Regions from separate parts of the Homo sapiens genome. Here region 2 is linked to region 1. A link is an interaction called in ENCODE POLR2A ChIA-PET data of the cell type or tissue named here. Cell type or tissue: B cell. All regions are shown on one strand. Each heading gives the region's core, and the rest is flanking DNA. Links, peaks and the distances in the headings are about the cores only. Region 1 overlaps RASA2 (RAS p21 protein activator 2). Region 2 overlaps RASA2 (RAS p21 protein activator 2).

Region 1 (4,408 bases), core at 84-4,083:
GCACACGTATGTTTATTGCGGCATTATTCACAATAGCAAAGACTTGGAACCAACCCACATGTCCATCAGTGATAGACTGGGTTAACAAAATGTGGCACATATACACCATGGAATACTATGCAGCCATAAAAATGGATGAATTCATGTCCTTTGTAGGGACATGGATGAAGCTGGAAACCATCATTCTCAGCAAACTATCACAAGGACGAAAAACCAAACACCACATGTTCTCACTCATAGGTGGGAATTGAACAATGAGAACACTTGGACACAGGAAGGGGAACATCACACACCGGGGCCTGTCGTGGGGTGGGGGGAGAGGGGAGGGGGGAGGGATAACATTAGGAGATATACCTAATGTAAATGACGAATTAATGGGTGCAGCACACCAATATGGCACATGTATACATATGTAACAAACCTGCACATTGTGCACATGTACCCTAAAACGTAAAGTATAATAAAAAAAAAAAAAGAGCGAGTTAGCCTTATCTGTAATGGTTTGATTTCCTATAGGGAGTATATTTATATATTATATTATCAAAAGTAACTATTTATATAAATGAACTTGATACAGTATTAATCTTAAGCTGTGCCAGTCTCTGTTGCTCTACTTTGGAAGACTATCCTATCTGCAAAACAAGAGTAATCAAATGTTAGGTTTTGTAACATTTTGAGTGCTATAGAAGAAATAAAGTCAACTTTTCTGTTAAGTTTTTTTGGTAACTTTTGATATAATTTCAAACTTACAAATTGTAAGAATAGGCTGAGGAGGGTGGATGGCTTGAGCTCAGGAGTTTGAGACCAGCCTGGGCCACATGGCAAAACTCCGTTTCTACAAACGAAAAAAAAAAAAAAATGCCAGGCATAGTGGTGTGTGTCTTCAGCCCTAGCTATTAATACTTGGAATGCTGAGGCCAGAGAATCACTTGAGCCCAGGAGGTTGAGGCTGCGGTGAGCTGAGGTCGCACCACTGCACTCCAGCCTGGGTGACAAAGTGAGACCCTGTCTCAAAAAAAAAAAAAAAGTAGAAATAATACAGCAAATTCTTATATACTTTGCCTGTTTGACTAATTGTTTATGTTAGAAAAACTTTTTAAAATTTTAATACATTGTTTCAGAGAAATGTGGTAAAAAGGGTCTGAAAATTTTGGATCCTTTAAAATATGACATTTGTGTGAGTGGTACAGAATTTTAGTTTTGAATTTTACAGTTTTATATAAAATATTCTTGGTAGATGGGGTGAACTAATGTTTATTGAGTATTTCCTGGTTTCCAGATGTTGTGTTAGGATACTTTGCAAAATATTTCATGTAATCCAATTTCATGAAGAAGATTGTTATTCCTATTTTAGAGAAGAAGCAACAGACAGAGGTTATTTGCTCAGGATTGTAAGGGAGCAGAGCCAAGTTTTCAGAAAGTCTTTATGTTACCAAAGCCCACATCCCTTTCTCTACAAAGCTGCCTGTGAGATGATATATTGGAAGGAATTGATGAATACATTTATGTTGTCAAGAAGTTGATAATTACTCCTAAATTGGCTATGGTCTAATGTAGTGGATATTCAATAAAATTATGATGTTTGAATGCCATAAGAATTTATCTTCTGGCCTGTTTTGGGGGTTCATGAATGTAATTATTTTAGCTGCCTAACTGCTTATGTGGGTTTGTATGTACTTTTGAGTGGTTCTTGGATATGTGTACACACATACATACACACACACAGATATACACATACACACCTTTATATGCTCATGGGTGTAACTTCTTTATGTGTCTAGGTGTCTTTTTTTTGTGGAGGGGGGGCGAAGATCAATATGAATCCTATTTTGGCCCCCTGGATGCTGTCACCAGAAATAACAGCCATATCCCATATATAGCCTGTCCATGTAGCCCTGAGTTCTGCCAGCACCTGGCTTTTTGCCTTCCTTTTGTTTGTCATACCAGGCTCTCTTGGTCACCTTGGTAGCCTTGCTAAGCTTCTTGTAGCTATAGGTACCATTGGCTTAGCCCAGAAGAGATTCCTGCCATATGTACTTCAGAGTTTGGTTTGCCACTTGAGGAAGGGGTCTGTAGGGAGCTTGTAGATCAGCACACATTCAAAACTGAAACCGGAAGTGGGCAAGGCAAACCACAGGAAGATCCTGCCCGCAACTTGGTGACGTATCTATATAACCCATAGACACTTCCTGGCAATACCTTGTGAAACTTGCCTTTTCGTGTATAGTAGTTTCCTAACTTCTTGTTCTAGATTAAGCTTCAGTGAAAAGTGATTAATATGATAGCAGTGTAGATAACTGTATGATAGTTATTGTGCACATGACTTCCATGCAGCAACTAGCCCCGATTATGTTCTGTAGACTTTATCACTGAGGAGTTGCAGTGGTATTTATGCGTTTACTTTGACTTTGTCTTGTCACTAGCCATTGTCTTACTTATGTGTAATTGTACTTATATATAGTTCAGGTTTTATACCCACAAAAACCCTTGTGATATAATACCACTATACAGGATTGCCTTATTTATGTGGAATTGTACTTATATATAGTTCAGGTTTTATAGCCACACACACACACACGAAAAAACAGTTCTTTGCTTCACTGAGTCTCGGCTAGCCACCCAAACTGTGTCATATTCCTAGAGTCCTGTGCCCACTCAAGTGTTTGCTCACTGGTACTACCTCATTTTATCATAGTGCCTTGTTCTTAGGCAGAACCAGATTTCTGGTAGGAGTTATTTAATGTGTTGATTTTTTTTTTGAGACGGAGTCTCCCTCTGTCACCAGGCTGGAGTGCAGTGGTGCGATCTCAGCTCACTGCAACCTCCACCTCCCAGGTTCGACAATTCTCCTGCCTCAGCCTCCCGATTAGCTGGGACTGCAGGTGCACGCCACCACATCCAGCTAATTTTTGTGTTTTTAGTAGAGGCGGCATTTCGCCATGTTAGCCAGGATGGTCTCGATCTCCTGACCCGCCCACCTCGGCCTCCCAAAGTGCTGGGATTACAGGCATGAGCCACCGTGCCTGGCCAATGTGTTGTTTTTTTAAAGATTACCAATCGAGTGGGATTATAGACTCTTGGATTATTTTACAGATACAAGTCATTTGCCAGGAGTGAGGAAAATTGCTTGACAACTGAGTTATCTCACCATGTTAATTTATGCATTGGAAAACTCTGCTTAGTGGTAGATATTCCAGCAGTCACCATATGCCTATTGGTACTATTTCTCATTCTCTGTCTGATTAATGTCACAAATGTGTAACTTTCCAGTGGTGTTTTCAAGATGACAGTTAAGGAGCCACTAAGGAAGGAAATAACAGCTACATAACTTTTTTCTTTTCAGTAGTTCTTGACAGTCCCCCCTCCTTTTTTTGTTTTTGTTTCTTCATACCCTGCAGCAATCTGATGTACTCTGAAGGGGGTAAATTTGAGACTCTTTGGAAGGTCATGTGTGATAAAGACAGTTCTTCTCTTCCTTTCTCCATTCAGAACTGTTAAAGATAAATCAATGGGAGTGTTTTTTTCTTGTGTAAGATTTATTATATACAAAATATTTTTTAAGTGTGTGAAAACTGATTAAATGATAAAGGCTAAGGTAGCATGTTTAAAGCATGGTTTTCTGCTACTTTTCTACTAATCACTTAACCTCTCTGAGCCTCAGCTTCCTTGTCTACAAATTAGGAATAGTAGTTTTACTAATCATATAGCATAGTTGTGAAAAGGTTAAATGACTCGGTATACTGCCTGGCATTTTGTGCTCAGTTAAGTGTTGGTTCTAACATGAGCAGTAGTGATACTCATAAAGTATCTTTTCATAGTTTTCTTAATGGATAACTTATTTGATAGAAATGTACTGGAGTATTCATACTTACATGTATATCCAGTTCTTGTAGTGTTCATCAGGTTAAACTGGCAATAAGTGTTAATATCTGAAAGCATTAGAAATCAGTGTTACTCTGTGCTTTTTAAATTTCAAGTGTTGTCTCTCAGATTTTATTTTTTTATTTTTTATTTTTTTTGTCTCTCAGATTTTAGAGCTATAGAGAACCTAGAAGATTAACTGGCTAAGGAGTTGCAAACTCAAATATACACAGACCAGGTATAATGCAGTAAAGCCCAGCAGAGATTATTATGATTTAGTAAGATACACCTGTCTGCAGTTTCCACTCAAAATCATTTTGCCAGATTTTGATTATTAAAGAGAAACCAGAAATACAAATTTATTTATTGTTAGCTCTCAGTTTCTAGATGGTCACAAATTATTTTTTAAATTTGGTGCAGGCCAAACAAATCTCTGGCTAGCCAACCTCAGATTTGTATCCTCATTTTAGAGATGTGGAGCTTGAGGTATAAAGGTTGGACGTGTTTCCATGTATTTCCTATAATAGAAATCCATTGATTCTGTAAC
Region 2 (4,408 bases), core at 161-4,160, 86 kb after region 1:
ATAAATTATTGGCTGGGTGCAGTGGCTCATGCCTGTAATCCCAGCACTTTGGGAGGCCGAAGCGGGCAGATCACCTGAGGTCAGGAGTTGGAGACCAGCCTGGCTAACATGGTGAAACCCTGTTTCTACTAAAAATACAAAAAATTAGCCAGGCCTGGTGGCACGTGCCTGTAATCCCAGCTACTAGGGAGGCTGAGGCGAGAGAATCGCTTGAACCCAGGAGGTAGAGGTTGCAGTGAGCCGAGATCATGCCATTGCACTCCAGCTTGGGCAACAAGAGCAAAACTCTGTCTCAAAAAAATAAAATAAATTATTATAAATAATAAATATTTGCTAACAAATCAGTGACTTCAGGTATATATTAAGAAATAAAATATTCACATAACTCAGACTCCATTAGTGCATGGTCCATCTGGGAGAGTCGATGCTGTGATAGGGCGCTTCTTCAGTTCCCTTGGATACTTGTACCCACATTACCCACATATAATGCAAAAGGAACTCTGTTCTTGTTCTTTCACTTACCAATATTTTCTCCCAGCAAACAGAAGTAAACATTCCATTTCAAAACTCCTTAAGTCTGAGCTCTGGCAGGCAATTGTCAGCCAGTCTTAGGAGAAAATGGCTGTGCCTACAAATTCCACTTTAGAATAGGCACTGGAGCCTCAATACTATCCTTATTGGAATGTGGTTTGTTTTTAAGTCCTAAGCAGAATAATGTAGAGAAGTATAAAGGAAAAAGCAAAGAAATGCAGACCCTCTCTGAGTTTCTGAGTTTGTAATATCCATCTAATGAACTAAATAAATGGATAGCTCATTTAGGGGGCAAAATAGGATTCTTCTTTAAGAACAAGAATTGTTCCTCAAAATCAAAGTAATGGTAGATTAAAAAAAAAGAAGAAGAAAAGAAAAGAATTGTTCCAGCCAGGCACGGTGGCTTACGCCTGTAATCCCAGCACTTTGGGAGGCCGAGGCAGGTGGATCACAAGATCAGGAGTTCAAGACCAGCCTGGCCAATATGGTTAAACCCTGTCTCTACTAAAAATACAAAAATTAGCCGGGCATGGTGGCAGGCGCCGGTAGTCCCAGTTACTCGGGAGGCTGAGGCAGGAGAATCACTTGAACCTGAGAGGTGGAGGTTGAAGTGAGCCGAGATCGCACCATTGCGCTCCAGCCTGGGCGACAGAACAAAACTCCATCCCAAAAAAAAAAAAAAAAAAAAAAAAAGAAAGGAAAAAGGAATCGTTCCTTGAACTGCTGATTTCCCTTTCCCATGAAGAGACAGCCAAATACTAAAAAGCCCTTGACCAGTCAGGGTAGCATATTTATGAAGTTAAATGTTTTTCACTAGCTGACTTGGTAAAGATGGATACTATAAATTTTCTTGATGGGAAGTTTATAAATGGCGATTAGATTTCGATTATCCCAGATAATCTGTTTACTCTTCAGTCATGACTGTGAAATACCATCTCTCAGAGCTAAAGTCAGTTATATATGATAGAAGTTGGCAAACTCTTTTCTGTAAAGGGACAGTGAGAAAATATTTTAGGCTTTGCTGATCACATAAGGTCTCTGCCACTTAGTCTTTGTTTTCACAACCCTTTCACAATCCTAAATGTAACCCTAATTGTTACATTTAGAAATGTAATAGTTACAGGTTGAGTATCCTTTATCAAAATGGTTGAGACCAGAAGTGTTTTGGATTTTGGATTTTTTTCAAATTTTGAAATACTTTTATTCATTCTCTCTCTCTCCATATATATTTTTTTTAACTGATTGAGCATCCCTAATCTGAAAATCCAAAATTCAAAATCCAGAATGCACCAGCAAGCATTTCCTTTGAATATCCTGTTGGCACTCAAAAAGTTTTGGGTTTTGGAACATTTGGGATTTTTCAGATTAAGGATGTTCAACCTGTATTCTTATGGGCCTTACAAAAACAGGCTACAGGTCAAACGTGGCCCTCTGAGCCATACTTTGGTGATTCTTAACCTATAATAAAGGTTCACAATCTTATATGTAAAATCATTGGGACCAAAAGTATTTCAGAATTCAGTTTTTCAGAGTTTCAAAAGGTAATCAGTATATACTATATTTAACACCCCCCAGTGGAGCCTAGGGTAGCACCCCACAATCAAATACATTAATTCTTATAGCACAGTATATGAATACTTACAGTAAGTAATATAAGTACAGAGTGTAAATAGCCTTACACCAGTTCAGGTTAAGTTATACCCCTAAATGAGTACTTCAAATCAAAGACAAGATTTAAAAACTTTGTATTCAGAATGTTATGTATTTCAGAATTGCAGTTAAGGAATTATGGATTGAATTATTCCTACAAGGAAATATGTTCTGGGTTTTAAGTAACTTAAGAACAAAGTTTTAGGCTGGGCACGGTGGCTCACACCTGTAATTCCAGCACTTTGGTAGGCTGAGTCAGGCAGATCACTTGAGGCCAGGAGTTCAAGACCAGCCTGGCCAACATAGCGTAACCCTGTCTCTACTAAAAATAAAAAAAAATAGCTGCCCATGGTGGCACATGCCTGTAATCCCAGCTACTTGGGAAGCTGAGGCATGAGAATCACTTGAACCCAGGAAGGAGAGGTTGCAGTGAGCTGAGATTGCACCACTGCACTCCAGCCTGGGCAACAGAGTGAGCCTCTGTCTCCACATAAATAAATAAATAAATAAATAATACTTTTATAATACTTGTCATTTGTAAATTAGGGATTTCCTCTCTAATTAAATATGTGTTTTGTTTTATAAATTACTATTATGTGTATTCATTAATAATGAAGAACTTCCCATTATAATTAATGACATGTAAGATAAACTGAATTTTTTATAATGTACCTTATCACACAGTGTAATATTTGCCCATTTCCCCATTTAGTTCTTGGATGAAATTTCATCTACTGAAACTAAAGAGTCCAGTGGTACGAGTGAGCCTGTGCACCTGAAAGAAGGGTAATTTAATCAAATTAGACGTGAAAGTCATATATCAGTATAGATATTAAGTAAGTACAAAGAGCGTGGGTCTAAGAGTGAGGAGATCTGGCTTTGTGTGCTGTGTTAGAACTGCCAAAATTAGCAGTCAGGTAAGTCGCCTTTACTGTCCTACAAACTTTATGGCAAAAAAGCATGATTTCCTGTGCATACAGTCCTAGAGTTGTTTTGCAATTATAGTGAGATGATGGGTATTTAGAGTACTTTTAAAAAGTAACAGCACTATTAGTCTTAATGTAAAGTGTTTATTATAAGTTAAGGGGGGGAACCACTCATTTGACCCTTTTTTGTTCTGTATAGTACAATTAAAAATATTAAATTAATTAAAGACCTTATTCCTTTAGTGTGGCCAAAATAAATGCAACAGTCATGGATAGCAAAAACATTTTTATATATTTAATATAATCTTACACTACTATTCATGTCATTTAAAGTTAAAGGATACTTCTTTGTTTTGGATTAACTTTTAATTTTTATAGCTAAATGTTTACATCTGTTATGTTGGCAGTGAGATGTATAAAAGAGCTCAAGGAAGAACTCGGATTGGAAAAAAGAATTTTAAGAAACGATGGTTCTGCTTAACAAGCAGAGAGCTCACCTACCACAAACAGCCAGGTAGTTGTGTTTATGCTTTATTGTGGGGTTTTTCCTGGTTCTCAGTGAAGGTTTCTTTGCCGCTTATTGTGACTCTAGTGAATCCTTTCAGTAATATTACTGTAGTTTATGGTTTCTCACACTGATACATACGTACTAAGAATGAAAAAATATTTGACAGTAACCCCATGTATATTATGTTTTTCTCACATTAAATTTCTTGAGTTTCTGAAAATGGTGTTCCTTCAGTGTGCTCTGTTTTCTAAAAATCCATAGTAATCCATACTGTTATTTATCAAAGAACAACAGCTAAACCTCTTAGAACATGGGAGTTTCTTTAACTCTCAGAGGCAAAATTAGCAAGATTCCATATCGAATAAATGAGACTATTTCTGTCCTTTGCTGGGAAATATCAGCCAAAAATTCCCACAGTTATACCATAGATTGTGATCCCTATACAGTTGTCAAATTCATCCTAGGCTCTTAGCTAAGCTAACCCCAAGGTGGATGACTTAATAATTTGCCTTGTGAGAAGACTCTGTTGCCTTTACAAGTGGGCTATTTGTGTAAATGAAGCCATCTTCCTACAGTGTGATTTGAGAGCTGCAGAGAGGCAAAGCTTATCCTTCAGTAGACTGACACAGTCCTTTAAATAAACTACTTTTGAGTTTATTCCGTTGGGTTAATTTTCCACAGAAGGCCAGGTGTGGTGGCTCATGCCTGTAATCCTAGCACTTTGGGAGGCCAAGGTGGGAGGATTACTTGAGGTCAGGAGTTTGAGACCAGCCTGACCAACATGGCAAAACCC

Evidence for each region. Peaks named below come from ENCODE experiments on the same cell type or tissue, not always from the same donor. Only the 100,000 strongest peaks of a DNase experiment are listed, where the experiment ranks them.
Region 2: POLR2A ChIA-PET joins it to region 1 with 6 read pairs; 2 of 35 experiments call an interaction of 5 or more read pairs at or near these places.

What each region holds. Positions count from the first base shown.
Region 1 is chr3:141,496,860-141,501,267 of GRCh38, forward strand. All of the region lies in intron 1 of RASA2 (RAS p21 protein activator 2), which reads left to right. Among named protein-coding and RNA genes, the nearest start is that of RASA2, 12 kb to the left of the region's middle. In B cell, for the core only: no CTCF peak of the experiment used is centred there; a DNase peak (open chromatin) is centred at 2,122; H3K4me3 peaks cover 1,104 bases; H3K27ac peaks cover 3,387 bases.
Region 2 is chr3:141,583,132-141,587,539 of GRCh38, forward strand. RASA2 (RAS p21 protein activator 2) reads left to right here. Exons shown (of 24, transcript NM_006506.5): 18 at 2,894-2,967; 19 at 3,515-3,621. Among named protein-coding and RNA genes, the nearest start is that of RASA2-IT1, 60 kb to the left of the region's middle. In B cell, for the core only: no CTCF peak of the experiment used is centred there; no DNase peak of the experiment used is centred there.